Regions from separate parts of the Mus musculus genome. Here regions 1 and 3 are each linked to region 2. Evidence: chromatin loops called from intact Hi-C (ENCODE). Cell type or tissue: left cerebral cortex. All regions are shown on one strand. Each heading gives the region's core, and the rest is flanking DNA. Links, peaks and the distances in the headings are about the cores only. Region 1 overlaps Sh3gl3 (SH3-domain GRB2-like 3). Region 2 holds the start of Sh3gl3 (SH3-domain GRB2-like 3). Region 3 overlaps Sh3gl3 (SH3-domain GRB2-like 3).

Region 1 (10,163 bases), core at 4,182-6,681, 86 kb before region 2:
ATGTCTGCACTGAGACCAGCACTTCAGCCTCACATTGTGACTCGCTACAGCCACACTGTGTCACTGGAGGCTCTGCATCTAACAACTGAATTCCATTATTGGTACGCAGGGATATTGCTTCCAAATTGTCTCAGCCTCATGCAATGGAGCTGGGTCCAAGAGAATCCATGAACACAAATGTGCAACAGAATGTTTCAAGACGTGTTCTGACATTACCTGGATTGGGTTGGAGATACTCTGTGGCTTTTGAAAGGATTTCTGCAACAGCTTTACTGGTGATATCTATTTTCTTTGAAAAGAAAAGAAAAGAAAAGAAAAGAAAAGAAGAGAAGAGAAGAGAAGAGAAGAGAAGAGAAGAGAAGAGAAGAGAAGAGAAGAGAAGAGAAAAGAAAAGAAGAAATGTTAGTGAATTTAAAACTTGCTACAGTCACAAAACCAACAACAGTATTTCCCATTCAATTAAGTTCTAATGCTACTATGGTGATTTTTTTTTTTTTTTACATTTCTTATTTTATGTGAATTGATGCTTTGCCTGCACGTATGTCTGTGTGAAGACATCAGATCCATTAGAACTGGACTTACAGACAGTTGTAATCTGCCATGTAAGTGCTAGGAATTGAACCCAGATCCTCTGGAAGAGCAACCAGTGCTCTTAACTGCTGGGCCATCTCTCCAGCTCTACTGTGGTGATTTGAACACAGATGTTTTAACATCTTAGGAAGAGGTGATCTTTTCTCTGTTGCTGACTCTGAGATAACACCCTCTTCTCAGTGACGTCAGACAACACTAATTTCCTTTTCTTCATAATGTTAAAAATGAATGTAGAGGAGAAAATAAGAAATATTCTATACATTACAACTCTACTCAGTGAATAGACACTTGGAGAGCCTTAGTTGTATCTACAGAGTGAACTTGAATAGTCATGCTTAGAGAAGGTATCACAATATAATGAGTCATGTTAGAAACTACCCTGGTATTAATAAGACAACCACCATGCCCTGCTGGATGTTAGCAGAGTTTTTCTGCCATGATTTGACTGATTTTTGCCCTGCCATTCCTGCATTGCTGGTTATTAATTAGCATAAAATTAACAGGATATCCAGGACCACCACAATACAGAGTTCATTCATTTTATTCTATACCATCAGTAGCCCACAAGAAAGAAAGAAAGAAAGAAAGAAAGAAAGAAAGAAAGAAAGAAAGAAAGAAAGAAAAAGAGAGAGAGAGAGAGAGAAAGAAAGAAAGAAAGAAAGAAAGAAAGAAAGAAAGAAAGAAAGAAAGAAAGAGAGAGAGAGAGAGAAAGGAGATGACAATCACAAGAGAAATACAAAATCATGTCCTAAAAAGGAATAAATCTTATGAGAAGACAGACTTTTAAAAATCCAATTCCCTATGTATAAAAATTAGTTTTAGAAAGACACAAACCTTCCCATAAATTAGCATATAAAATCTCATCAGAATTATCATTTGGTTAAAACATGGTAGGTTGATGTGGTGGGCTTGAACAGGAATGGCCCCCACAGGCTCAGATTTGAATTGCTGCTCATTAGGGAGTGACTCCACTAGACAGGGGTTAGAAGGTGTGGCCCTGTTGGGGAAGTGTGTCACTGGAGGTGGGCTCTGGGGTTTTAAATGCCCAAGCCAGGCCCAGTGTCTGACTCTTCCTGCTGCCTGTGGATCCTAATGCATCTCCCAGCACCCAGGCGACCGTCCTCCGGCAACGATACTGAGCTAAAACCTCTCAACTGTAAGCCAGCACCAGTTAAATGTTTTCTAAGAGTTGCCATGGTGTCTCTTCACTGCAACAGAAACCCTAACCAAGACAGAAGTTGGTGCCAGGGGCTGGGGTATCGCTTTGATAAGCCTGACATGATTTTGTTTGAAGGAATGTGGACTCTGAAACTTTGGATTAGAAAAGATTAACACTTAAGTCAGGGCTTCAGTAGGAACATGAAAGGCAGTGATGCTGAAGGTGACTTGAACTGTGGGGGCCTGGCTCACGAACTTTCATAGGGGAAGGATTTTAGTATGTGGCTTAGAGATCATTATTGTGATAATTTGGCAATAAATGCGGCTGCTTTTGCCCTTGTCCAGAAAGTCTTTCTGAAGCTAAACTGAACAGTTTGGGGTTAATGGCATTGGCAGAGAAGATTTCAAAGCAGTCTAGTATAGACTGTGCTGTGTAGTTATTAATGGTCAGTCATATGCAGATCTACAAAGAAAAGGAGCAAGCCAGTAAGCAGCACTCCTCCATGGCTTCTGTATCCGCTCTGCCTCCAGCGTCCTGCCCTGTTTGAGTTCCTGTCCTGACTTCCTTCTATGATGAAGCCTTCCCTTTCCATTTTGCTTTATGATCGTGGTGTTTCACTGCAGCACTAGTAACCCTATCCTGCTGAGGATAAAGTGAGATTCACACTGTATTAGGATAAAAATATGGACCAAAAACCAAAAATGTAATAACTTATAAAACAGAATGTCTCCAAATGCTGAAGCATCCAAGCTTGACCTGAGATCCCACAGTTAAACTGTGACACACAAAAATGTCATACTACACAGTGACAGATACAGCACATGGAGTTTACAAAAAGTGGCAAACGGGGGAGGGGGAACCACAGAAGGTCAGCATCCACAGAGCTCAGAATTCTCACTATACATAATTTTTTTAAATAAAGTAAAATAATCTGGTAAGATACATTGTGAAAGGAAACTCATGAGGAGGAGAAACAAAGGAAATTCTATGCATGGTACTGAACACATTGGCAAAGATAGGTGCTCAAAGGAAACCTAAACTAACTCGTGAATAAATACAAAGAAACCAAACCAAGTGGCCCTCCTGGAATGGCTGCGGTGTGTGCACACACAGGTGTGTCTGTACTAACAAACTGTTATGCAAACATCTTTGGCAAAACTCAAAAGAAAAAAAAAAAAAAAAACAGAGGCAGGCAGAGGTATGAGCATGTTGGGGAAGGCTGTGTGTTGTGAAGTGTGTTCTCCAGTTGATTAAATATAGGACGTGCAACTAACTCTCCCGGGCCCAGCCCACACAGGGGCTGAGTAGCAGAACAGGGTTCTGAGGATATCATGGGGCTGGAGAGACGGCTCAGTAGTTAAGAACACTGGCTGCTCTTCCAGAGGACCTTGGCTCCATTCCCAGGACCCACATGGCATCTTCCAACCATCCAGAACTCCAGTTCCAGGAGATCTGGTACTTTCTTCTGACTTTCATAGGTACTGGGCACACACAGTACACATGTATGTGTGTGTTGGTTAAAAATGGGGTCCCAGTCAGGCAGTGGTGGCGCACGCCTTTAATCCCAGCACTTGGGAGGCAGAGGCAGGCGGATTTCTGAGTTCGAGGCCAGCCTGGTCTACAAAGTGAGTTCCAGGACAGCCAGGGATATGGAGAGAAACTCTGTCTCGAAAAAACAAAAACAAAAACAAAAACGGGGTCCCGTGTCTGGCTCACCACGGGTCTAGGGCCACTCATGGAGGCTGATGTGGGAAGTTTGACTGTGCCGCGGACCCCATGCAGCTGCAGCCACTGCCGGGTGGGCGTCAGGCTGTGAGAAGCCGCAGGACTCCGCTCTGGGGATGGGGAAGGCGCAGTCTGAGGTCCCAGTGGATCTGCCAGCGTTGGCTCAGGGTCCCCAGGCCCGCATGGAGGCCGAGGATGACAGTTTCGGGCTTTCAAACATCCCAGACACCGCTGTATGCTTCAGAAGAGCTGAGAACAGAGCGGGGCCCACGGGTGGGCTCTGGCCCAGGGTTGAAGGGAAAAGGACAGGGAGGAGAGCTCCGGCTGGGTCCCGCGGGGAGGGGAGTCCTTGTCTTGCTTAGGCTGGTGGCTTGGTGGTGAGCAGCTTGTCTCAGCTGGCTGCCTTGGCTGAGAGGACAGAGAGGCCTCCGGCATGCTCCTTAGAGGGAGACCTGCTCCATTGCTCCAGCACTGCGGATCCCCCTGAGAAGAGGCAGTCCATGGTTTTAAGGTGTTTATTAAAGAAGGGCAGAGAGAGGGAGAGAGTAGAGAAGTAGAGGCCGGCAATGGCCACAAGGAGAGAGGGGAGAAGGGAATGAGGAGAGAGGGGGAGCAAGAGGGCAGGAGAGAAGCAAGCAGGAAGCAGGAGTAAGTGAGGGAGGAGGGGCAAGCAGTTCCTTTTATAGTGGGCCAGGACTACCTGGCTGTGTTGCCAGGTAACTGTGGGGGTGGAGTCCAGTCAGAATGCCAGGAACTTGGGGCATTGCCATACATGACTAATGGCCACACACCTCTCTGCTGTGGGAAGGGGCTGTGGGAAGCTGTAGCTAGGACAGGACCCAGGAGCCCAGGAGCCCAGGAAGCATGGCTGAGAAGTCACCTACAGGGTCACCAGGGTTTAAAGCCTGTGCTTGACCGGGGACCAGGCTGCCTGTGCACAGCTCACTGCCCCACGTGTGTGTGTGTGTGTGTGTGTGTGTGTGTGTGTGTGTGTGTGTGTAAAATACATGTATATATATTTATATGCAGGCAAAATATACAACACACACACACTATAAAACGACCTGTGGCTATGGCTACAGCCCCTTTTTTTCTTTTGCAATGAGCATTTGTGCTTCCTCCCTCCTCCCTCCAGGCCTTTATGATTTTCCACCTTTTCATTAACAAAACAACAAGACCACTTAGCATCTATTTTTTGTTATTATCTTCTGACTTATCAACCTTTTTGCACTGGTTTCTTTTTAGTTGTGTGTATTATATGTCTGTAAGAGGCTGTGCGCACATGACTGCAGATGCCCTCAGAAGCCACAGTCATGGGATCCCCTAGAGCTGGGCTTACAGGAAGGGGTAGCCTGAGCCCTGGGAACTGAACTGCAATCCTCTGCAAGAGCAGTGCTCCATATCAACCGTCAGGTCCTCTCTCCAGTCCCCATACTAAGCTCTACCTTCTATGTGGAGTGACTTAATTGGCTGATGATCCCCCAGCTGTGGACTCTGTGATGTCCTTGCTTTCTATCAACGCTGATTTCCTGCTAACTGCATCTGAGATGTAGCCATAAGTCACAGGTGCGGAAAGCAAAGTTCTGTCACTTGTCATAATACATAATTCTACTTTTTATTAAAATCTCCTTCAAATGAAGAAGTGACTTCACATTTTCAAAGGAGATTTGTTTTTATTTTATATAAATGAGCATTTGCCTGTGTGTTTGCCTGCTACCCTTGGAGGCCAGAAGAGGGCGCCAGATCCCCTGCAACTGAAGACCGTTGTGGGTCACCCTGTTCCTCTGCAAAAGCAACAGTGCTCTTACACGCTGACCCCTCTCTCCTGCCCCAGGTTCACATTTCTGAGGATCCAAACGTGGCGTTGGGAAGCCATCTTCCCTGTGATGATTTCGTTCTATGGCTTTAAGAAACTTTCCCCGTGAGTCCTCTGTAACTGCAACCAAAGAGCCTGGGAAGAGTGACCACTTCCACCCGGGGGGATGCAGGCTCTACTTATACACAGTCAACGGTATGAATGTTTTGCCCAAACCTTCCTTGAGCCTATGAGAACCGTTGGTCCATCTGTTACTACAAGAGAGGGGAGGGTGGGCAGCTTCTCTGACTTCAGTCTCTTCTCAGGCCTCCTCATAGCTTTTACCTCACAAACTTAGAAGCTATGTCTGATTCAGAACTCTGATACTTTTCTTCATCTTCCTATATTTTTTTAAAGTTCTTCGGGGGGTATTTTGAGGAGATAAAGAGGAAATGGATATATGATTAAGATGCATGCATAAAATTTTAAAGATTACATTAACATGACAATTTTTTAAAGGAAACATTTTTCCTTGCAATGCATTTTTGGTACTGTGCTATCCTCTGATGTTAGCATCGCTCCTTTGTTTCTGCTTAGTAAGCATGTTTGTGGGTTATTATTCCCATTGCCCGGTCATTCTCATGTCATCTTTTAGATGACTCTAATTTCTTCCATAAAGTCCTTAAAGTACTTAGTTTTGTAACATATAATCACCTAACAGCAAGCTCCTCTATCCTATACTACAGTATAGATATTATTTTTGTACTTCTGTCACTACCAATGATTTTTGGAGGGAAAAATCTAAACAGGAATAAACAAAAGGAACCTCAGTCCATCAGCTAAAACTTCACCTGCCCCATCAGGAGTGAAGACATTCCTAAGAAACCCCTCCTGTCTGTCCCCCTCCTGTCCGTCCCCCTCCTGTCCACCACCCCATTGGTTATCTGATACTGGACTTTCCCAGGATGCTATGCTATGTGAGAGGATCCGAGGAAGCCCTGGTGCCCAGCAAAGGAGAAAGCGGTTTCATACCATCTGTACTGGCTTGTTTTGTGTGTCAACTTGACACAAGCTGGAGTTATCACAGAAAAAGGAGCCTCCCTTTAGGAAATGCCTCCATGAGATCCATCTGTGGGGCATTTTCTCAATTAATGATCAAGGATGGAAGGGCCCATTGTGGGTGGGACCATCTCTGAGCTGGTAGTCCTGGGTTCTATATGAAAGCAAGCTAAGCAAGACAGCGGAAGCAAGCCAGTAAGTAACATCCCTCCATGCCTCTGCATCAGCTCCTGCTTCCTGACCTGCTTGAGTTCCAGTCCTGACTTCCTTTGGTGTAGAAGTGTAAGCCGAATAAACCCTTTCCTCCCCAACTGCTTCTTGGTCATGATGTTTGTGCAGGAATAGAAACCCTGACTAAGACCCCATCTGACAACTTAAGATCCACCTTTCAGAAGAGATGAAGCAGAGACAGAGGCAAAGTTGGGGCCAGGACCTGAAGCAGCACGGCCTAGATTAATTACCCATGCCTCAGCCACACCCTGACCAGCGCTGCCTCGTTATACACGCCTCAGCCTACTATTGAAATCAGAGCCTCCTTTCACATGGAATGTTCGTGTGTTTCTCTTGGTGCAGACGGGGCTACACTGAATAAGCTGCTCTGCCCAGGTTTGCCCTGCCACCTGCCTCTTTAACGGGCTTGTTGAGAACAAGCAGGTCAGGATACAGGAGCTGATGCAGATGCCATGGATGGGTGTTACTTACTGTCTGAACCCAGCTTGTCAGAGCTGCCAGCGCCCAGACCTTGACTCTAAACCCAATAACATAACTCCAGATGTTTGTTTTTAAGTATAGCATATGAATTGAATAATCTAGTTGGTAAAGAAGCCATATACATCCTATCATTATATATATTAATAAATTTAAAAATCAACTTTAGATATGTCAATGATATTAACATGTTGAAAGGGTTTTCAATGCACAGAATTTCTTTTTTCAAAATCAAACACAAAATAAGCTTCTCTTCTTAGGGTCTTAACACTTCTAGGAAACCGGGCGTGGTGGCGCATGCCTTTAATCCCAGCACTCGGGAGGCAGAGGCAGGCGGATTTCTGAGTTCAAGGCCAGCCTGGTCTACAAAGTGAGTTCCAGGACAGCCAGGGCTACACAGAGAAACCCTGTCTCGAAAAAACAAAACAAAACAAAACAAAAAAAAAACAAAACAAAAAACAAAAAAAAACACCTCTCGGGCACTTCCTGGAGGAAGGCTGGCCAGGTCCTACCTACATTAAAGAGAATGCCCTCCCAACCCACACCCAGAGCGGGCTTTCCCCCAACCTGCACTGCCGGCCACACCCAGGCCCCCAGCTCCGGTCTGAGGAATCTAATCGTTAGGACAAGCTCTGCTCAAAGGGCCCAAGACAAAGGGGAGGAAGCAGAGCAGTGTGGACCCAGCTCCGACTGCACCAGAGCCACTCTCCAGGTAGATGACCAGGGGACAGGACAGGGGACAGAGTCTGCAGTCCATCATTGGAGTGCCAAGCCAGGAACACTCTTCTAAATTATTTCATCTGCATATATGATTCTAGATGCCCCCATGTGAGGCCAGCCGGGCACACATACTTATCTCTGTATCACAGCTGATATGTCGGTTCTAATGGCAGAAAAGTATTTGCTGTGCAGCTGCTGAAACAGATGGGAACAACAGCCTAGATTACCAAATGATAAATCAGTTGTTATAAATCGGAAAAGCCTTGTCACACAAGCCTTGAGACACAGTTGACTCTCTAAGACATATGAGCACCATTTGGCCCTGGAGTTGTTGCCAAGGCCCACATGTTATGCATTCTGACAGCTGGCCACTAGGGGAACCAGTTAGTCACATTCCGTTTCCTTCCTCAACTTGCCCAGACTAGATGTGGTTCAACCTGATCCTGGCTTGGGCTGGGAAGCACTGGGGTCCTGCCTTCCCGACTCTGCACCCCATGCTTGCATTTGAACATTCTGGATTCCCACTCCAGGTCATATTCCCAATAGTAGGCGGTTCTCTCTCGGGCACAGACAGCCCATTTCTAACCCGTCACATGTTCAAAAAGCTTTACCTTTTCCATGTTCAGAAATTCTTCATCTAGCTTCGTTCCTTCGGCACCACTTATTTTTTCACTAAACAGCTGCAAAAACAAACACAAATGCTTTCACTGAACAAAGATTCTCTATATTCCTTTCATTGAAATTAGTGACAAAAATCTTGGCTCTGGCGTTGTTGGATTTTTGGTTTTCTGTACACTGGGGTTTTGCCTGCATATCTATCCCTGGAACATTAGTTACAGACAGTGAGCTGCCATGTGGGTGCTGGGACTCGAACCCAGGCCCTCTGGAAGAGCAGCCAGTAATTTTAAAGGTTCCTGAGTTCGAGCCCTGGAGCCCACGTAGAGGTAGAAGGAGAGAACCAACTCCACAAGGTTGTTCCCAGACTTCTATATGTGCACTGTGGCATGCGTGCGGGTGCATGCACACACACACGCACACCACAACAGCTACTAATGAGAAAAGAAAAGATCATGGAACAATGTACACTTCCCATTTGTCTAAGCTTTATCATGCACCCATCCTCATCAGATGGCACAAAGCAGTTCTAATACACGCAGTGACAAGACAGCTAGGGACACAAGAGTGACAAGAGTTAGCAGCACCCCAACAGCCTGAATGTAAGAGACAGGCGGTAAAAACGGACAAATACTAGGACCAAATGCAAACTATTATCAATTCATCAACTTGACAGACTCTCAGGGCTGCTTAGAAAGTATCTCGTCTGCAGAGCAGGAGGCAGATCATTCAAGACCTGACTCCTAGAATGCGTGGCATTTGAGTTTGTTTTTTAAGGACAGTGACATTTCAGTGTGCAGCACAGCGGGAAAGGTCTTCTGGGATGTGGTGGTGTTTTCAAAAAGGAAAACTGAGAGGAATGGGAAGGGTGGTTTGATACTGAGCACAGTTCCTATCCTTTGTGGCTATCTGTACAATAAGAGAGGCTTAGCAGCATCCCTGCTGTCTACCGCTAAATGATAATAGAAGTCATGTGCTCACTGTGCACACTCATGTGCACACACACAAACACATGCACACATCTGCCACACCACTCTGACCACCAAAAAATGTCCCTAGATAATGAGAGATCAGTGTGCTCACAAAACAGTAAGGAGTTTCACTCCCAAGTGAAGACTGCTCAAGGGGAGGACGGAAGAAGACATTGAAAGGGAGGCAGAGGCCACAGATCGCAGCCTGGCAAGCCAGAGGGCATGGCAGACAGGTCTCTAAAGACCAACACAACCACTTAGAGAAGCCTTTCAGAAAAGTGACTCCGGCCCCAATGGATCTGGCTTCGTGAACAAGGAGAACGGACTGCCATAACAAAGCGTGTTGTCTTTAAAAAGTACTTCACTGTGATTTACTTATGGCTTTAGAGTGTTGACACATGTATAAAGTCGCAGTAAGTAAGTTAAGGGGACTGCAGATCCCTTACATACAGGCACGGTTTCGTCTGACTGCCTGCCCTACTCTCTCTCTCTCTCTCACACACACACACACACACACACACACACACACACACACACACACTATTGCTATGAGATAAGGAGGTGTGGGTGTGGTAAACAGACACAGAGTTTAGCTTAAATTAATTATGTGACACAGGATTTCCTGGAAAGAATGGCTTACAAACATGGCTAGCAGAGCCTGGTATGGTGGCACATGTGTTTAACCTCAGCACTCAGGACGCAGAATTACACAGAGAAACCCTGTCTCCGAAAATTTAAAACAAACAAACAAAAAAAAAGAACTAGCGTTCTATTGCCCCACTAACAGCGTGGCCCCATGACTTGTTTTGACCACACAGAA
Region 2 (10,163 bases), core at 3,644-6,143:
GTTCTGTTATAGCATATATTAACTGAACATATTCATTGAATTTATATGGTATTTCAGTGGATACAGCATGAACCTGCTTTTCTATTTCACTTAACAAAATACACTACAGTTACGTCTTTTTTTTTTAACTACAGTTGACAGGACTTTATTTCTTCTTTGTGGTTGTATAATAATCCATTGTGTGTCACATTTCCTTTATCCATCCACGCACTGAGAAGTGCCTAGGTTGATTCTACAGCTCTTGTGACCAACTCCACAATAAGCACAGATGTGCAAGTGACTCTTAAGCACACTGCTTTTGCTTCCTTTGGTTATACACCCAGAAGGGGATAACATAAGAGCTCCACACTGTTCTCTACAGTGGCTTTTAAAAAATATATTCCCACCAACAGATAGCTTCCTGTCTTCTCCAGCGTTTTCAGTCTTCTGCTTTCTCGAGCTGTATCTTTGGAAGAGCATCCTGGCACCATGAGTGAACAGATGTACGTAGGAGGGCAGACACAGAGGTCTAACAATGTGTTAGGAAGCTACTGCAGCCGGGGAGTGGGGGGGAGGCTGGGGGGGCAGGGAAAATGACCAGAGTAGATCAGCAGATCAGCATCAGCAGTGACGGAGAACAGCCATTAAATTAAGGATACACTTTCAGAGCAAAGCCAGGAGGAAGAGCACGCCAATAAACTCATGTGATGCGCTTTGTTTTACTTAAGAGACTGAGCAGACATCTGAGATCACCAGTAGAAAAGGCAAGAGGACACAGACAAAAGTTCCCGTTCTCCCATCTCAACCCTAGTGTCTGAGAGGAAGGTAGCACTGATTTATGTCTGAAGCAGAAATACGATGTTGAGATTCATCAGAGGACATACTGTATTTAAATGTGGGCAAGCCTCCTCGAAAGAGTGCAAGTCTAGAAAACAGGAGCCGGAGCACAAGCGTGGAGCAGAGCTGTGCAGTCGAAGGATGAAGAGCTATTAACGGAGACCGGAGGATCAGCTGGCTGATTGAACTTGGAAGAACTCTGGCAGGTGCTATCCTCAGGCAATGGGTCAAATGCTACACAGAGTTCCAGTGTGGAAGTGACTATCAGACTGAAGGACACTTAAGACCCAAACATGCATGGCCTCAAAGCACAGGAGACAACTCAGTTGGAATGGCCTGAAAAGAAAGTGTGTGACAGAAGCCAAGATGGAGTGTACCTGCTGATAAGAGAGAGGGGATACAAAGAGAGGCGAGGGAGGGGCTCGGCCAAAGGAGAATTTTCTCTTTTTTTGAGATAGGAGAACTCATATCTACATGTTGATAAGAATGACTCGAGAGAAAAGAAATGTGAAGAGAGATGCTGCTACAGGCCCAAAGCCCCTTCGACAATGAAAATGAGAGGATTGGGAGGCACCGTAAAGCAACTAGCCACCTGTATTTTGTTCCTTGTTACACAAAGAGAAGCAGAAAAACACCCACACATGAGCAAACAGGACCTCTGGACTACTGAAGTGTGGCCCAGAGCAGAGACAGGAATGAGGAGCTATGCCTCACCTATCAGATTCACCAGGGAGGACCCAAGTCACAGAGCCTGAAACAGCCACAGTTCTGCTACCGACCGACTGGCAGAGAGCAACCCAGGAAAGCAACAAGAGTCAACACTGAAGAGAGGGGTATTCCGGGACCATGCAAGATGGCACAGGCCTATAACCCCAGCACTGTGGAGGTGAGGGTCAGAAATCCTCACCTATATAAAGAATTAGGGACCACACTAGGTTGCATGAAACTGAAAAGGAAAGAGAACAAGGAACTGGGTGAATGATGCCACCATGAGTGGCCTGGAGGCCTGCAGGTGGGCACTGCAGTCTGCCTGTGAGGAGCTGGGCAGCTACAAGGGAAGGGCCAACAAAAGGCTGTTTCAGAGGGGCACCAACAGCAGGAGTCTAAAGGCAGCTCCAGGATGAACCCCTCCCAGCCCATGCACTTCCCGATGTCAGGAACACAGAGGTGCGCACAATCTAACTGCCCACACTCTGCTGAGCTCCAACATCCACCATATGTTTACCTACCACTTAGCTGAGTAAAGTATTCTATCCATTCTGTCTCCTAAGGACTTTAGTTTCCGGGTCATCCTGTCCCCACACGGCACACACCCCTCCACATACTTAGTGTTGGAAAATACAATTGCATTCAACGTACTTAATAAAACTAAAAAGCTCATCTAACCAGGGAGAAACTCTGGTTTCCAGTGTGCTTTACAGCTAAATCACAAAGGACACCCTGGGTAATATTTTTACTTTATAGAAGGAAATGTAAAGAATGTTTGAGTTATATTGGATCTTTTAGTTATTTAAAACAAAAACAAAAACAAAACAAAACAACAAACTCCTAATCAGTTTGGTTTAGACATCCACTCTAGGACCCCGGCTTTCAAACCAAAGAGTTCAGATTTATGAATTAATTTGTCAAACAGTCTGTGTGAAAAGATAGCAAGAATGTCTGATCTTTAATATATTTTCCAATGCATCTAAGAGAAAGAATAAATCATTATGGATTTTTCAAAGTGCATTTTTATCTTTTTCTCTAATGAGAAAGTGAAACAAAAGACATTCATTGTCTCCCTAGAGCAGCTTATCACTCACCAGGGCCATCTTCCCCTGAAGCATTTGCCCATAAATGGCCAGCCTGCACAGGCAGTGTCTGCAGGGGGATATGTCAGGGACACATGGACCTTATGGACACTCAGCCTTTTTGAACTTGATGCATTAAAAGAGAAAGATTGCGTTACCAAAAAGCTAACTTAAGGGCTTCCTCATCTCCTACGATGTTGTTAGGTCATGTCACAATAAAAGCTCAAAGAAGTAAATTCAACATGGGGCCTACAAGACTTAGGAGAGGAGAGACAGAAATGATACTGGTTCCTGGGCTTCCATGGGACTATGACTCAAGCCCCTGGGAGGTCAGAAGGTCCTGGAATGAAAAGAACGCAGCTGTTAGGAGAGCATCCAGGCCCGAGCACCCAGACTCAGTGGATGAGCACATAGATGCATGACCAGAGCATCTCTTTATTGCTTGTGTGCTGTACTTAGCAAGAAGCCACAGGGGCAGCTCTGAACTCTGCATTGCTTTCCACCAACTCCACTCTCAGCCCTGCAGAACAACTGGTTCTATTTAAAACTTTGGTAAAGAGTTTGAAAAGTGTTTAGTGACAAACTCAAGAAACCTGGCACAATGAGGCATCATGTCCAGGGCTGACAGCTCATTTTCTGGGAAACCAAGGGCTCTGTTCCTCAATGACAGGGAAAGGGTCAGGAAAGGAGGGGCAGGTAGCCAGGGCATTCAGTCATTTTACTCTGCCATGGTCCAGACTCCCTTACTTCCAAAAGGTCCCTATTGTCTTTGTCTTTGTCTGAAACATTTTAAGTAAAATATTTAAGGATTTCAGAACTGAGATACACATACACAATATCTAGATGGATGGATGTTCTCTCTCTTTTATGCATGTGTGTACCTGCTTGTGTGTGCATGTGTGGGTACGTATACGTACACGTGTGTGTGTGTGTGTGTGTGTGTGTGTGTGTGTGTGAGTGCGCGCGCCTGCATATGTACAACTCACATACTATGCAGCTTATTTAAGTGTACAATCAAGGGACTGGAGAGATGGTTCTATGATTAGAAGCTCTTTGCTCTTCCAGCCCAGTGGACACAGTTCATACAGTGCTCAGTTCTCAGTAATCACACTGGGTGGTTCAAAACTACCTAGAACCCTATTAGCTCCAGGGGATCCAGTGCTCCCTTCTGGCCTCCTCAGACGCCCACACACTACATAGCACACGTGTGTGCACACGCACACACACACACACACACACACACACATACACAAGAGTTTTGCAGACATTGTGCGATCAAGTTTATCACAGGGACCTGACCTCTGAATCCTCTCATACATCATGCAGAGAGAAAGCCAAGGAGGCCAAGTTGGGTTAAGTCACATTTCCAAGGTTGCAGAACTGATCATGGCAAGGAGCCAGCCTTGAATCCCTGGGAATTATTAGCCACTGATGTCATTCGGGACTCCCTTTCCCTGCCCCGGGAAAGCTCCAAATGAATTAAAGCCCGCTGTGGAGACACTGTTGGAGGACATCTGGCATTCTTTATTACTCTGCTCCCTTGTATTAAATTAAACAAAACCTAATTTCTCCAAGCTGGTTGTACTGCATAATTTCTAAGAAAGACTTCTAGAAGTCTGAGGGTGGGGATGCGGCTCAGACAGGAGAGTGTTTGCCTGGCATGTGTGGAGCCCTGGGTTCAGTCCTCAGCTCAGTGTAAACTGGGCAGAGTGCTCCCTCTTGTATCCTGGGCCCTGGAGGGATAGAAGTGGGGCCCCAGAAGCTTGCAATCACGCTTGGCCGTGTAGCCGCTCTGAGGCTAGGGTGGGCTATGTAAGACCTGGATGTGGGGGAGAGAAGAGCGGGAAGTACGGAAATATCTAGAACAGGTTTGAAACTTATCTGTCAGGTACTCTTAACCACACCATGTTGGTAAGTCCAGAGAGAGTATGTAAACTCTCTCTGGTCAAATGAAGTACGAAATATTTCAGAGACAGGCAGGAAAAGCATAGAGCCTGGGTAAGAACACACCTGCCCCAAGGACAATGGTGACCCCTGGAAGGCCTCCTGCTAGTTTGATTTGATTGATTGTAAAGAATAGAACCAAGCCTCCTGACACAGTATACTTCCCCAAATCCAGTAAAGTCCAATGATTTCAACCACCCACTCTGCTCCATGGTCAGAAGCCATCCTGAAGCGCCTAAGGACTCAGTCTGTGTGATCACAAGGCTGCTCCTATAAAGTCCATATCCAAGAAGGGGGGGGGAGAAAGAGAGAGAGCAAGCGCCTCATTTTCTGCTAGGGCTAAGCACGACAATGTAACAATCATGTCCAGCAGTTACTCTAGCATGGCCTTGCCCACAGAGACTCTGGGTCTCCTGGCTGCTCTAGCATTACCAAAGAAGTAGAAGCTGACAGCTTACCCACCCTCTGTATGACTCGACTGCCCCCTCCCATGATCTTGTGATAGCAGTTATTGCTTCTGAACCCACTATTGTCCATTTATTACACATACATTTATAAAGTGCTCACTACTCATCAAGCACTGGGCTAAAACACTGTCCAAATGTGGCCAGTGCCTGTGGTGAGTGTAGCACCCCCTAGAGTCTCTCTTTATATACTACTGTGTGCGACTCCACTAGCCTCAGCTCTCCCTTTTTAAAATGTTCATTTTAATTGGAATTTCCCCAAAATCACTTAGACACTCCAGAATAAGATATGCCAATGGCCCAAAGGCCAGTAACAACTGAAATATCCCACAGACTTTTGTAAGTACTATAGAAACAACAACGAATCCACCATCTCTGCTCTCACCCAGCATTTCAGGATTTCTCCTCCAGGATTTCTAACATCCTGAATAGCATCACTGTCTGCCCTATGTCCCCTGCTGAGAACAGCCATCACTTAGCTTCCTTGTGGACCAGCTGTGACTTAGGGACTAGCAGTGTCTTTCCGCCTGGAATAGAAAAAAAAAAAAGATTTTTCTAAGGCCAGCTGCAATCTCAAGATCGATATGAAGGAAAAGCCTGAGTGGGACATCGCCACCGACGTGGACTTAAGATGCAATGAAGTCCACCTGGGTTTCAGCAAAACTGAGGCTGGGAAAGAAATGAGGGCAGGGCAACAATTCCGCAGGTGCTGGTGAACAGGTTTTACAACATAGGCTCTACCATTGGTGAAGAGTATAGTGTTAGAAAGCAAATTTGCTTGTGACACACACACACACACACTTTCCTGTGTCCCTGTTTCCAGATTCCTCTGCTCAGAAAGCCCTCCTTTTCCTATAACAATCCATAGACACAATCCTTTCTCAAGCTTAATCCCCAAATGCCCTGTCTTCACCTCCTGGAAGCTTCCCATGAAGCCCCCACTGAATCACCTGCCATCCTCTTCCGCGGAGGCGTGTCTAGCTCGGTTTGTTTACGTGTGTGTTTTGGGTCTCCTCATCACACTGTCTCTTTGAGAGAGCAGGAGCCTGGTGCCAACCTCGAACCAACCCAGTGAAGACGGCCGGCAAGGGAAGGACCACAGCGATGAGCCCCAACCCCTGGAAAGCCAAAACAGAGACTGCCGGGTCCCAGCCAGGGCGCAAGAAGAGCGTCCTGGGTGCGGGGGGTGGGGGTGGGGGTCCCAACGGACAGACGAGAGATTCCGGGGCAGGAGGGAGGCCTACCACGGTCTTGGTCCCAAAAGCTCTCCTCCGGGCGCACATCCCCAAGCCCACCACCTCCGATCCCTTGCCAGCCGAACTGCTCAGATTTACAACCGCCAGGGCGCAGCGGGAGACCCGAGACTCGGGGGAGGAGGCACCAACACGCGCAGCCCAGAGCGCGCGACCGCTACTCGCCCCCCGCGCCCTCCTAGCCGACCAGAAACCCAGTCCGAAGGAAGCCGATGAAGACCCCGAGTCCATGGCCCGCAACCCCTTGGGGACGCCGCCTCCAGAAACCCCTCGCGCGCGCCTCCCTACCTGGCTGGCTTTGTGGAACTGCTTCTTGAGCCCAGCCACCGACATCGCGGCGGCGCCCCGCCCGGGGGTGGTCTCGGGGCTCCGCCGGGCCACGCGGCCCGGACGCTGAGCGGAGCGGGCACCCCGGGCGGTCCCCGCGCGCCCCACGGCCACGGCCACGGCCACGGCGCTGTCACACTGGCACAGGCGCTCGCGCAGATAGCAACACCGTGTTTCGAGGCCCCAACGCAGCCCATTGGTCGAGCCTCGGCAGCATGCAAATGAAGCTTCTAGGACCGCCCACGCTTCATTGTTGCGTGGCGACCAGGAGCTCTTGAGCCAAGAAGAGGACCAGTGGAAGGGCTGGCCGTGGGATGTCCCTGGGATAAGGAGAGCCTCTCAGGACTTCTTTCGGAAGACTTGGGATACAGCTGGCTCTGTGATTGTTCTGGACGCGAGGTCTCTCTGCTCTTCAGGGACTTGGTGGAAAACCTGGTTTTACTCACTGGTAGCAAGATCTCCCCTCCCCAAACCCCATCCCTGAGAGCTTTAGATAGACGTGTGTTGTGAGGAAGGGACGCTGGGATGTGTTCTCAAGGAGAGAAGAAACACTAGAGGAACCGGGAACTGTAGTTAGACGGAGAAACCTGCTTGTGAGAAGTTACTTGTGTTCTTAGCCAGTCTGCCGGAGCGGTTTGGGGCTCCCTGGGAGAGAGTTATGTGAGCTGAGCCTCTTCTTACCAGGCACACCAAGAGCCAGTCTACAACATACCAAAAACAGGACCTTCCGTTCCACTACTTACCAGAGAATTGTTCAGACTGGTCTCCAGGAGAGTCCTTTATACAAGATCCTTTCCACGGGGTCTAGAGGTCCTCACTGAACAGAACCCAGTCACAGAAAAGGAGCTTTGCATTAATTCGTGTGCCACCAACACGTCTACTATTTTCCCTGAATCTGACCTTTCAAAGGCCCCGTGGCTCCTAATGTCTTCAATCCATTTCAGCAATGCTTCACACCGACACGAACACTGTGCAACTTTCAGTCTCTACCTAAAAGAAATGACATTCTGTGGACGCTTCCCGGCGTCACCGGGTCTGGGATCATCAACACTCCTGTCGTCCTGAGCACTTGCAGTTCACACCTGTATCCGGGCTTCTATTTGGCTCTGGCATGTCTCCAGAAGCCTCAGCGCCTGCCTCCCAGGCCTGCCTGACTCCTCAGAGCTTCACCCTAGTGTGACAGGGTGAACACCTACAGCTCTCTATGCCTAGGTTTGCTCACAATGACTAGGAAAGTGTGGTGTCAACAGTGCCCTGCCTCTGATATGGGAGAAGATGTGGCCATCTTAACAAGCATGAGTGGTGGGACAAGGTTACTAAATGTGACTCAACACTCTTTGTCCTAGTTAGCCAAGGGCTTACTGACACCAGACAGAGGTAGGTGGTGTGACAGTGGTGACCACAGCAAAATGCCCAGTCTCCTCTGCTATCCCATCCCCACTAAAGGTTTAGGGGAAGATGGTCTCCCTTGTCCTGGACTAGTCTGTGGCTGGGTAGGAGATGTTCAGCTGCTGACCTCTGTGCCCAATAGAAGTTTAAACGGCACAGCCTCAACCCGTGCCCCCTTGAGGAGTCAGGTTCTTTTTGAAGTTGGTGACTGGCATTCTTCCATGGCTGGTAGATCTATTAGGTTTGTGCAGATTTCATTTGGGTTTGTTCTGATTTGAGGGGTAAATCCCAATTTGAATGGACCTTTCCACCATGGGGAGTGGGGCAAATTCCAGTGGGTGGGAGGCTATGGGATCATGGGGGCCATGATGCAGCTGGTCACACTGCATCTACAGTCAGTGAGCAGGGAGAAGAAACTCTATTACTAACTCATTATCTCCTTCATCCCTTTCTGTTCAGTCTTGGGCCCCAGCCATGAGATAATGGCAGCCATTCAGGGAGGTTTTCCTTCCTGTTAAAGCTCTCTGAAAACTCCCTCATGGGCGCATCCAGAAGTGTGTCTCCTAGGTGACTCCAAATCCTGTCAAGTTGATAAGCAAAGCTAACCATTACAATAGAATAGTTAAGTTTCCTTACATGGAAATCAATTGTGGAAATCTATCTTCTTGGTTTATTCAAATGCAGACTTGTAGATTGTTTATCATTTTTAAACTCAGGGATCCTTCTCTTATAAAAGCATTTACATATTCTACCCACTTTACTCTTTGTTATTTATAACAAGCAGATATTGAGCTAACAAGGACTTGGATTTTGTGCCTTGCCTTTATAAAAAACATGAATGTTCTACTTGTTTTATAGAAACAATTTTTGACCATTCTTTTGGTTTCTTTTTTGGTCCAAATGTTATTTAAAAAAAATTTTTAAACTACTTTTGTCTTGTTAAGAGCTTTTAATTCAATGTATGTTAGACTTTTGCTACTATGATCAAATAGTGTCTTGAAGATTTTTACACTTTACATATGTACAGCAGAGGTTTGAAATAGTGTGATTCAAGCTAGGAGTAGTGGCCTTGCAGTTAGCTTAAACCACATTGGCCATCTCAAGGCTTGCTCTTCACAGCATCATTACCCCTCAGCTACCCAAGGTTGTAGAGCTTCTGTTTAGAGGCCATATTCAAATGCTCTTGACTATTGAACAGGGTAATGGGGACTAAATATGATGAAAGTACATTTTACACATGTATGAAATATTACAATGAAACCTATTATTTCATAAAATTAATAGCCACTAACAAAAATAATGCATCAATTAAGATATATGGAGCATATATAAAAAGTTGGGATATAAATATTGAAAATCAAAAGAACTGCTAATAGGATGAAATAGTTCTTTTATTTAGATAAAAGGGGTAAACACTGATGACATGACAATCAAAAAATGACAGAACACAACAGTTTTGAAGCATGCAAAGCAAAACTCTCAGATATAAGAAGCAACAGACAGGGTCACAGGTGGACAAAGCACTGGAGAGCAGATAGCTTTAGCCTGTAAAGCAAAACTCTCAGATATAAGAAGCAATAGACAGGGTCACAATGTGAGCAAAGCACTGGAGAGCAGATAACTTTTAGGCTTTTCTTGCGCTCGCCGGACTCGATCAGCAAGAACGACGCTGCAACAGGATCCTTCTGCACGCATTTATTGGGAGAGCTTGATTGCAGAGGCTAAAAGACCCCGAGCCCAGAACTGGTGCTGCTTATATAGGCCTAGGAGAGGCATGTCTCACACCCAGATTGGTTATGCACTACGCCTCATTTGCATGTTCCTCATCTGATTGGCTACTCTCTCTCTGTACCTCACAGAGCCTCATTATCATACCTCATTTGCATGTCTCACATCTGATTGGTTATACTCTCAAAGTCTCATTATCATGCCCGGGCCAGGCAGTGTCTTTGCAAAAAACTTTACTGCATATGTACACATTGGTTGTTTGTCCAAACTTATGCGTGGTGGCCAGCAGTAGTCAGTGCCACTCACAATGGCACATGTGGCTTCCCACATCTCCCCCTGTTTGTTTTAATAAAATGAGGCTGGACTAGGCCTGTGCAATTATGCCCATCCGCTGTGGCTCCTGTTTTAGGTCGTTCCTCTAATGTCACAGCCTTACCTGTCATAGGGTAACC
Region 3 (10,163 bases), core at 2,492-4,991, 67 kb before region 2:
CAAATTGATTTTGATCACGGTGTTTTATCACAGCAATAAAAGCCAGAAATTGGTTCCAAGTCACGAGGTATCACCGTAACAGACATGACCTTGTGTTTTTAGTAACAGACATGACCTTGTGTTTTTAGGTGGGCTGTGGTGGCCTTTGAACTTTGGGCTACAAAGCTGTTAAGTGCTCAGAGCCCTGTGTGATGTTCTGGGTGGGATGCAGGAAGAGAGGAAGGGTGAGAGATGCAGATGTTGGAGGTTTGGCTTGTGACAGTTCACATAGAAGTTTGAGGGTCCCTTAAAGGCTCTATCAGGGCCATTCGATATTTTGAATTCAAAAATCTGTGGTGTCTGGTCACCTGGAACTGAAAAATCTGCTGTGATTAACCAGAGACCAGAACCACTGGAGTAAAACTTTGGCTTTGCTGGGACAACTGATAATGGTCAGCTGGAGCTGAAGAATCTGCTTTGATTAAGGGGCCAGCATCAATGAGTATTTAAAATCCCCTGAGATGTGTGTGCTACATCAGGGTCAGCCCAGAAACTGTAGTCCAGAAAGGGGAGAGGCTGCATCTCATGCTGGCAGGCAGACCTGGTAGTGCAGGAGCCACCCAGGTGGTACGAGTTTTGAATATATGAAGTGGTTATGGAAAAAAAAATCTGAGGGCTGGTACTGTGTGGCATCCTGGAGTCCTTGAAGAGAGGCCATTGGTGAAGGTGAAACCTCAGTTGCAGCAGGAGACCCCAGCATTTTGGATACGCTAATAGCATAGGACAGCAGCAGCCATGGAAGGGTTCCACCCTGAATCTATGAGACAGAGCTTTGAAGGGCAGGCCAGATGAGCACAGCTAGCTACTGGGTCCCCCCAGAGTCCCGGAGTGGGTCCCAGACATCAAACACTGAACTTCTAACACTGTTACGTTTTGGGTTGATTTGACTTGACTGTGACTGTGACCTTGTTCCCTTATGGAGTAAGATGGTGTTTAACTTATGTTTTATAGGAGCCCACAGTTAAGAGACAGACATTTTGCCAAGATTTTGGATACTTTAGAGAAATGAAAGAGACTTTGGATTTTTTTTTTAAAGACTGGACCTTAAAAGAGTTGAAACTGTGGAAATTTCATGCTTCCAAATGTTTCATGCTGTGATACTGATATTAATAAAAAGATTTGGAGTATAAGCAAGAAAAGAGGCTATGACTTAATGATATGTTGCTGTGTTGTTGACACGTGGTCAAGTTTGCTAGCTAGTTGTTATGTCAACCTGACATAAGCTAGGCTCATGTGAGAAGAAAAAAAATCTCACTTAAAAAAAAAAATGCCTCTATAGTATTGGCCTGAAGACAAGCCCCTAAGGCATTATCTTGACTGATAATTGATATTGGAGGGTCCATTCCATTGCAGGTGAACTCCCAGCTGGCCTGGTGGTCCTGGGTGCCATAAGAAAGCAGGTCAGCGCAAGAAATGAGGAGCAAGCCAGTAAGCAGCACTCCTCCATGGTCTCTGCACCAGTCCCTGCCTCCCACCTCCTTGCCCTGCTTTACTTTCTGCCTTGTGGAATTGTAAACGTAAAGCAACACTTTCCTCCTGCAGGCTTGGCTCATGGTGTTAACTTAAACTCTAAGACCGTGACTCTTATGCTCTGTGAATCTAATGACATAAAGTCCAGAAATAAAGGAGAACATGCTATGTTATTCTAGTCACGTAAGTCAAAAGTAGAATACACTAAATCTACAGGGCTGGAGAGGTGGCTCAGAGGTTGAGGCACTAGCTGCTCTTGCAGAGGGCCTGGGTTTGATTTCCAGACCCTGCATAGTAGCTTACTATCACCTCTACCTCTAGTTCCAGGGGATCTAACACCACCTCTAGTCTTCCAGAGTACTGAGCTTGCATATGGTACAGATGCACAAATGCAAGCAAACCAATCAAGCCATAAAATCTTTAATAGAATATACTAAAATGTAGTGGTCGAAATAAATGTTGCTATGGCCTTAAGGGAGCCTTCTTGGTGCTGGTATTACTTACATCTTTGTATGTACATGCGTGTGGCAGTCACAGGCCAATGACAAGGGTCTTCTTCAATCACTTTCCTCGTTATTTCTTAGACGAGGCCTCTCCCAGGATCTGGATGTTTCTGCTGGCAAGCCCCAGGGACCCTCCTTGTTTCACCTCCCCAGGACTGAGGTTATAGGTATGTGCCACCAAGCTGAGTTTTATGTGGATGCCAGGGAGCTGAAATCGGGTCTTCCTCCTTGCATGGCTCCAGCTGCTTCATATCCCTAACCCTTAATACCTATACCGTGAACAGGTTACATGGACATGTCATTCATTCAAATATATCAGGATATATATTAATAGATGCCACTCACTCCCTGTGGGCATGTAAATACGCCTGCCTATCTCTCGATGCAATTCAGCACTCAATGGTTTTAACATTTACATACAATGTATTCTTTCTGATTTATTTGTCTAGAGCAATGGCTCTCAACCTGTGGGTTGCAACCCTTATAGGGGTTGCATAGCAAATATCCTGCATATCAGTTATTTATATTGTGATTCATAACAGTAGCAAAATTACACTTATGAAGTAGAAACAAAATAATTTTATGGTTGGGGGGGTCACCCCAACTGTATTAAAGGGTCACAACTGTATTAAAGGTTGAGAATCACTGGTCTAGACCTGTATAAAACAAGCAATGGTGGTCCGAATCTTCCTACCATCTCAACAGTAGACATGAGACATTGCCTGACAATCCAGAGTGGGTCATCTATGATCAGCAGACTCATACTAGCACAATAAGGACTTTCATCTTTTCTAAGAAAAAGAAATCTCAGGGGCTGTAATGCCTCTGCTGTGTACCCTGAGCCATGATGCCTGCTTTGGGCTTCGTCACCATCACAGCAGGACAAGAGAAAAGAAGCAACCCTGCCACGAGTAAAGGAACTGCAGATAGCAAGTAAACACCACACAAACCAGCCAAGCTGGTGGACAGCCTCCATCCTTCTCAGCTCCACCAGGTGTCTTTAAATAAATGTCTTATATGTGGAGGCAGCGGACACACCCATAACAGGGCTGGAAACCAGGAAAGGTGCCAGCAGCAATCCAGGAAAGGTGTGAGCTTCCTAGAAGATGGAAAGCAGATGGGATCAGAGAGGGGAGAAAATTATCACCAATATAGAAGTGGTAGAAAACTGCTCCCTAGATCAAAGCAAATACAGGGGAATTCCAAGCCTAAATTATGTAAACATCAAAAGAACAGGAGTGATCCCCAAAGCACAATATGGGCATCATTTTAAAAAAATCACATGTGGGCTGAAGAGATAGCTCCGTGTTTAAACCACCCGCTGTACAAACCTGACAATCTGAGTTCAGATCCCACAACCATGTATAAGCCAAAAACAGTAGAGCAAGAGTCTAACCGCGCACACCCCCCACCAGGAGATGGGAGGCAGAGACAAGAGAATAACTGGAAGTGTGCAGGCCCGCCAGGCTGTGAACACAACAATTAACAAGTGAGACACTGTATCAAACAAGGAGGAAGGCGAGGTCCAGCACTGAGCAATGGCACATGCACGGAGCACTCCTGTGAACACACATACATGCACACACACCACCACACACACATACACACACGTATAGGCACATGCAAACAGATCAATAAATGAAAGAAGGACAAAGGGACTGATTACCCACTCCCATTCTGTTAACCACATCTCTACTACATCCAGAGGCAAATTCTGCAGTTACAGCATCTGGGTTCTACTCCCTGCTCCACTGACAAACAGAGATCTGAGTCTGGGGAAATTATCAAAGCGCTCTGCATCTTCAGTTCCTGATGTGCAAACTGGCGACAGCAGTTCCCACTTCGAGTACGGGAAGTACAGACCAGTGTCTCACACCAAACAACAGACACCATCAGATCCATCAAGCAGCCGACCTCTGGGAGTGCTTGTGGGAGCTTGCAGCCTGCACTCATGTCTGGGTGGACTCCCCTTGTGATGAGTGGGCCTAGAGTAAGATCAGGATCAGAGAGAAGCTTCAGGTTTCTCCAAACATTCCAACAGGAGAAAACTCTGCTGTCCCCCAAGAGGAAAGTGCTGCAGTCCCAGAGTGAAGCCTTTCTTGGTGGCTTCCTGCTGCTCCCACTGATCCAGTCACCACACATACCCAAGGTCAAGAAAAAACACACCTAGGCAAAAGACAAAACCTGCCCCAGCCACCCACACATCTATCTCAGCAGAGCCCTCCAGTCTAATGGCAACCTGAAATCCCAGAAATCTGAAGGAAACCAGGTAAAAGAAAAAAGTATCCACAAGGAAGCTTAGGCTCAGTGGTTCTCAACCTTCCTAGTGCTGTGCCCCCTTAATACAGTTCCTCCCCGGGCTGTGGTGAGCCCAGCCATAAAACTGTTTATGTTGCTACTTCATAACTGTAATCTTGCTATTGTTATAAATCATGATGTAAATATCTGTCTTTTCCAATGACCTTAGGTGACCCCTGTGAAAGGGTCATTTGACACTCCCCCAAAGAGGTCACAACCCAGATTGAGAACCGCTGCTTAGGACTTTCCAGAAAAAAACAGCTGACTAAGGCACGGAGGCTTGTGGGATAGAAGACCTTGCCAGGAAACTTGGTAAGGTAGAGGGGGTCTGAGTCCCTGGAAACTCAGGTACACACCTGAGATGGTAGGCGGCTCCCAGCTCCCTGCCAGACTCCTGGCCTGGAAAGGTGTGTGCCACACTCCCCCTGTCTGTCATATAGCCCCAAACAGAGTTCTCCATGCTAATGAGGTACCTAGAGGCCCTGAGAGTTTAGCCAATAAGCTTCCCTTTCCAGACATCCTCCTTCCTGCAAAAGGTATTTAATCTCTGGTTCACCCTGAGAAGTGGGTACGCATCCATTTTCCTGATGAACAACCAGTAAACAGTTTGGAACTAAGGACTGTCTCTTTCATCTACCACCGCCAAGGGGTAGCATGGAGAAGACCTTTGCCTACAGAGATGCTGCCTAACACTCCCATAGAAGGCCTCTCTGCCCTTCCAGACTAGACCCGGCCCCCATACTGAGCCCTCAGGCCCCCAACAGTCCCGGCCGTGGACCCCTGACACTTTGCTCCCGATGGCTCTGTGTGGTTTTCTAGTGGTAACTAGATGCTTGGGTGTCAGGGAATATCAGGTTCAGGTTCCCACATCTCAGACTGTGTTCTCGTTTTCTCTCTCTCTCTCTCTCTCTCTCTCTCTCTCTCTCTCTCACACACACACACACACACACACACACACACACACACACACACACACACACACACACACACGGGAGCCGTGTCTCTGCACTTCCCTCTGCACTTCCCTGAAGCCCAGAACCTCAGGACAGTTTGGGATTTTTAGGTGAACTAAAAATATAAGTGACAAAGCTTAAGTCACTGTTCCTTAGGAAGATACTGAAGGAACCAGCCCAGCGGACCACCAAGAGATGAGAAGCGGAAAGAAGTCTGGCTTCAGCCCCTCTGCTGAGGCTGCTCTGAACCATGCATCCAGTCCCTGACTGTCTTGCCTGACACCAAGTGAGGTTGTCCTCAGGCCTGGTGTGGGCTTATTTCCGGAAGGGATTCTAAGTTCACTGGAAGTCAGATGACATTGAGGGAGTCAATTCTCGCCTTCCAGTGAATTCTAGGGATGGAACCTGAGTTGTCACAACTGTGCGGTGAGGGTGCTTCCCTGCTGAGCCAGCTCCATGGCCCCAAGAACCTTCATTTTATATAAAAATGCACATTAGCCAGTCTTTGACATAGGTAGCTCCTTTAACATAGACAGTGTTTTATAGATTTGAGATAATACTGAAAACTAGGAAATGTGAAATATTAACACTGGCTTAGCTATATGCTAGGCAAAGCCCCTCTATTCCCTCCCTGATGTAATCAGTCTCAGACAATTCTCTCTTCTGTCTTTTTCTCGTTTGGTTTTGGGGGTCTTGATTGTTTTGCTTTGTTTTCTAAGACAGAATCTTGCTATGAGACCTGGCTGATCTCTAACTCATGACTCTCCTGCCTCTGCTTCCTACCTGCAGGTGACAAAAAAACGAGCCACCACACCTTGGTCATGTCATCTTACATCTACAGAGCGATGCATTCTTTTACACTATGACAGTAAGTCATACATATTGATCTGTAAGCTTTCCAGGAAAAGGCTTTTATATGTCAGCACTGTTTAACAATAACAAGAGCAAAACAAAAACAGGGAAGACTAAGACAATTAATATCGTCTGTGTACCAGGCTAGGAACATCACTGGACTTTTTGACTGTGGTCCGTCCTCCTTATTCTGGGCACTGAGAGTTCTACTGTTTCCTGACATCTAATGTTGCTAAGAATTAAGTATGAGGGAGAAAATTGTGGTTAGCTATCTTCCAGAGTCTTTTGGTTTTAGCACTTGGAGCTAAGGTTTAATTTATTTTTCTTAAAAAAACATTAATTTCTTCTTTATGAAGTCCAATAGTTTTATTTCCTCATTCATTTTTCTTGGCCTGCTCAAAGGCCCTGTGAGCTTCAGATCAGGTCAGTAGATTGGTAGCATTTTAAAAAATCTATAGAACTGGAGTTTAAAAATCTCTATCTACAGACAGCAATGATCGGGAAGCTTAAACCAGCTGGAGTAAGAGAGGGAGGGAGGGAGGATGTCTTTGTGTGCCCCCCAAGACCCAGGGAAATGCAAGATAAGCCCTAGGACAGAAGTAGATCTCAAGGTGCTACAGAGGCCATCCACCCCAAAGATGCTTAAAAATTTAAAAAGACGATGCACCACCCCTAAAACCTTGAAAGGCTCCCAAACACTAGCCAGAGGGGGCTCCGTGAGAAACAGCCACATCTGTGAGGGAGTCAGCCCCCACACCTGCCAGAACCCTGGAGATCAAAGCCATCTGCCACAGCACCAAACAAGCAGAAACTTCCCTATACTCTCTCTCTCTCTCTCTCTCTCCCTCTCTCTCTCTCCCTCTCTCCAACTCCTCCCCTACACACCCACAGGGCAGGAAGCTATCTGGTAGGAGAGCCTCAGGAGGACCCAAGGTAACAGCCTGCCTGAGGTCAGCCCCTGCTGAGCAAGGGGGACGGACTTCAAGTGGATGATCACACTGTAATGGTCACATGAAAATGATAATCACATAATCCTGGTTAGTTTCCTATTTCTGTAATAAACCCCATGCCCGAAAGCAGCCTGGAGAGGAAAGGGTTCATTTCATTTTACAGCTTACAGTAAAGTCTACCATGAAGGGAAGTGGTGGTAGGAACTGAAGCGTGGGCGTGGAGGAACACTGCCTACCGGCTTTCTCTCCATGGCTTGCTCAGCTTCCCTTCCTATAGATCCCAGAACCACCCAGCCAGGAGTGGCACCCCACACAGTGGACTGGGCCTTCCACATCTATTACTAATCCAAAAAATGCCCTACAGACTTGCCCACAGGCCAATCCGATGAAGGCATTTTCTCAACTGATGTTCCCTCTTCCAGGTGGCTCTGGTTACTGTAAAGTTGACCTAAACAGCAACCAGCATTGATGCGGGACTGTTGCCTAGAGCACAGGATCTGTGCAGGGTGTTGCAATAATCCTCAGAGTGGGAAACACAAGACAGAACGTGGATCATTTCAAGGTAGTATTTTCCAGATTATCACCCCGTGCATACTCTCTCTCCTCTAACCTATTAACTCTAGAAGGCTCGTTTCTAGAACACCCTTTTGTCAGCTTGCATACATTCCATGTGTCTTACACTCCATGTGTCTGTGCATTATCCAAGAGCAGGCATACAGGGATCCCTCTCAGATCAATCTGACATTGACCTAAGCCTTTCACATTCTGAAAGACCACCTCCCATTATGTCGCCACATTCTACTGGCTTCGAGCTCCTCCAATCCATACCTATAACAACAGCCTCCCAAGGAGACCAGACCCGGGCATTCTCTCCCTTCCCACTCCTTTCTCAGCCCAACTAAAGCCACCTCTGTCTTCTGCCCACTGGATGAAGACTCGAGTCTCCCTGTGGCAGATTTTGTTCCGGCTCAGGCAACACACCACTTCGCTGGAATAGTTTGTATTTCTCCAGCCCCCATCCCAGCTACAAGCAGTCCCTTTTCTCGTAGCTAATCAGACCAAGACGGAAGGAAGTCAGTTGCGGTGGGAGTTTCTGGGAGGCTTTTCATTTCTTAGCATCGAGTGTCCCTCTTTGTTCCTTTTCCCCACACTGACCATGAGATGTATTGAGGTTGCGTCAGCCGGCAAAGATGGAGGCCCTGACATTAAACACAGAGGGCAGACACTGTGGCCTCCCACTCGAGCCCAGGTCAGTCGGCTCTGTAGTTGCACTATCCCTAGCCACACCCAATCCTGACACACTTCACAGCCGGGCTGCACAGGATCTGCCCCATCAGTCGCCTCTGCTGCAGCCCAGGGATGACTGTGGCTCCTAGTTAGCAGACCCTTTCCAAGGCATCCTGACCATTCCTCTGGTAAAACTGTCCTTGGCCTCTTCCCCTGAGTGACTTCTGCACTTGCTCTCTGTTCACCCAGGGTGACATCCTTGGCCTCCTGGCTCTCCCTTGCCCTAACTAATCTTCCTGCCGCTGTCATCCTGTGGTCACAGAAAAGTTAAACTGCACACACATGCTACTGACTTGAAAATCCAGGAGTCTCTTGAACGTCAATATTTTTCACCTAGTCATCTGCTGGAAATATTCTCGAATATTCTGAACATCTTTTAAAACCAACATTTATAAGTCGCCTTCCCCTCCTGGTCTGCCACTTACCGAGTTGTTAGTTACTGACATCAACTGCAGCTCAGAAAACTGCAGTCCTGTGAGGTTTCTATGGTTGTGATTAAACAATGGGATCGAAAGCTATTTAAGAAGGAAAGAGCTTATTCCAGCTAACATTTTATAGTCCACCATGAAGGGAAGGCAGGGCAGGAACCCAGGGCAGGAAGCAGAGGCAATGGAGGAATGCAGATTACTGGCTTCCTTCTCCTGGCTTGCTTGGTTTCTTTTCTTATACATACACCCCAGGACCACCTAACTATGTGTAGCATCACCCACAGCGAGCTGGACCCTTCAGTATCAACCACCAGTCAAGAAAATACCTGACAGACTTGCCCACAGGATCGGGTAGGCGAATTTTCCCAAACAAGGTACCCTCTTCCCAACTGGCCTCTGCCTGTGTCAAGTTGTGACCCATCCAGCAGGTCCAGTTATTCGAGGGTCTCGAGGGGACCTTCTCCTAAGAACCAAATGGGGGGTAGAGAGAGACGAGGGTCTTGTGCGAATAACGACACGGAAACGTTCTGAATTGCATCAGGACCCCAATGTATTAGCCAGGCCCGAGGTTTAAATGCACAAGCAAAAGGGGAAGTGCCTTTTAGCAGGAGGAATGGGGCAGAGGAAATGCACCTCAGCAGGAGAGATGGGGCACTGGAAAAAGAGGAAGTACTTCTCAGCAGGCAGGATGGGGCAGCGGAAATTTTTCTTTTGGCGACTACACGGGGAAGCAGGAACTTGGCAGTATCAGGGTACATCTTGAGGTCAGGACATCCAGCGCTGACTTAGGGCTGGAACAATCTGTGGTTGTTCTCAGAGCGGTGTGTCGGTGGCCCGCTTTTGACCCCCTTTTCTTCTGGGGGGGGAGAGGCCCAATTCAGAGATCAGGACAATTGTGTTGTCTTAATAGCTCCCAACAAAGTTGAAAAAGCCCAGCACACACCACTGGAATCTAGACTTAGAACATCAAGGGTATGGGTGTACAGGTGGATGGACAGATAGGCAGTAGGCAAACAGGTATGTAGGCAGTCAGCTAGATACAAGGTAGCTATGTAATCTTCTTGTTCAAAAAGAACCGGCCCACAGAGATAAGTGAAAGGCAAGGAGTGGATACATTTGACTTGTCTTTGAAAATAGTAAAACATAGCCTTCTTGATGAAACAGCAGAGAATAAAGAGTTTGTTCAAAAATGAGTGGAAGTTTTCAGAAAGAAAAGCTGGCTAACCAACAACTTACAATCAAAGGATTAGGAGTCACATGGACTCCACAGAGCTCCCACAGTCAGCTTCCAGGTTGGCTCTAGGATGCTGGGAACCCATGCAGACCGCCTTCTCTCTCTACTGGCTTACAAACAATTCTGCCAGGCTCCGCCCAACAGCTACC

The links. Hi-C counts contacts between places; a loop is a spot of excess contacts. Peaks named below come from ENCODE experiments on the same cell type or tissue, not always from the same donor. Only the 100,000 strongest peaks of a DNase experiment are listed, where the experiment ranks them.
Region 1: a loop joins it to region 2, with 3 times the contacts of the local background. A loop is called at or near these places in 7 of 42 quality-filtered maps.
Region 3: it touches region 2 in a loop (2.5-fold over the local background); 8 of 42 quality-filtered maps call a loop at or near these places.

The regions. Positions count from the first base shown.
Region 1 is chr7:82,258,406-82,268,568 of GRCm38, reverse strand. Sh3gl3 (SH3-domain GRB2-like 3) reads right to left here. Exons shown (of 9, transcript NM_017400.7): 2 at 8,369-8,437; 3 at 217-289. Among named protein-coding and RNA genes, the nearest start is that of Gm32903, 7.5 kb to the right of the region's middle. In left cerebral cortex, for the core only: a CTCF peak has its summit at 5,202 (motif pointing right); a DNase peak (open chromatin) is centred at 5,212.
Region 2 is chr7:82,171,412-82,181,574 of GRCm38, reverse strand. Sh3gl3 (SH3-domain GRB2-like 3) reads right to left here and starts at 6,779. Exons shown (of 9, transcript NM_017400.7): 1 at 6,556-6,779. The coding sequence starts at 6,600. In left cerebral cortex, for the core only: a CTCF peak has its summit at 5,192; DNase peaks (open chromatin) are centred at 5,301 and 6,066; H3K4me3 peaks cover 596 bases; H3K27ac peaks cover 243 bases.
Region 3 is chr7:82,237,748-82,247,910 of GRCm38, reverse strand. All of the region lies in intron 1 of Sh3gl3 (SH3-domain GRB2-like 3), which reads right to left. It overlaps Gm32903 (a long non-coding RNA gene), which reads left to right. Exons shown (of 7, transcript XR_003946814.1): 4 at 2,094-2,179; 5 at 6,053-6,131; 6 at 7,488-7,627. Among named protein-coding and RNA genes, the nearest start is that of Gm32903, 13 kb to the left of the region's middle. In left cerebral cortex, for the core only: no CTCF peak of the experiment used is centred there; DNase peaks (open chromatin) are centred at 3,045, 3,366 and 3,861; H3K27ac peaks cover 327 bases.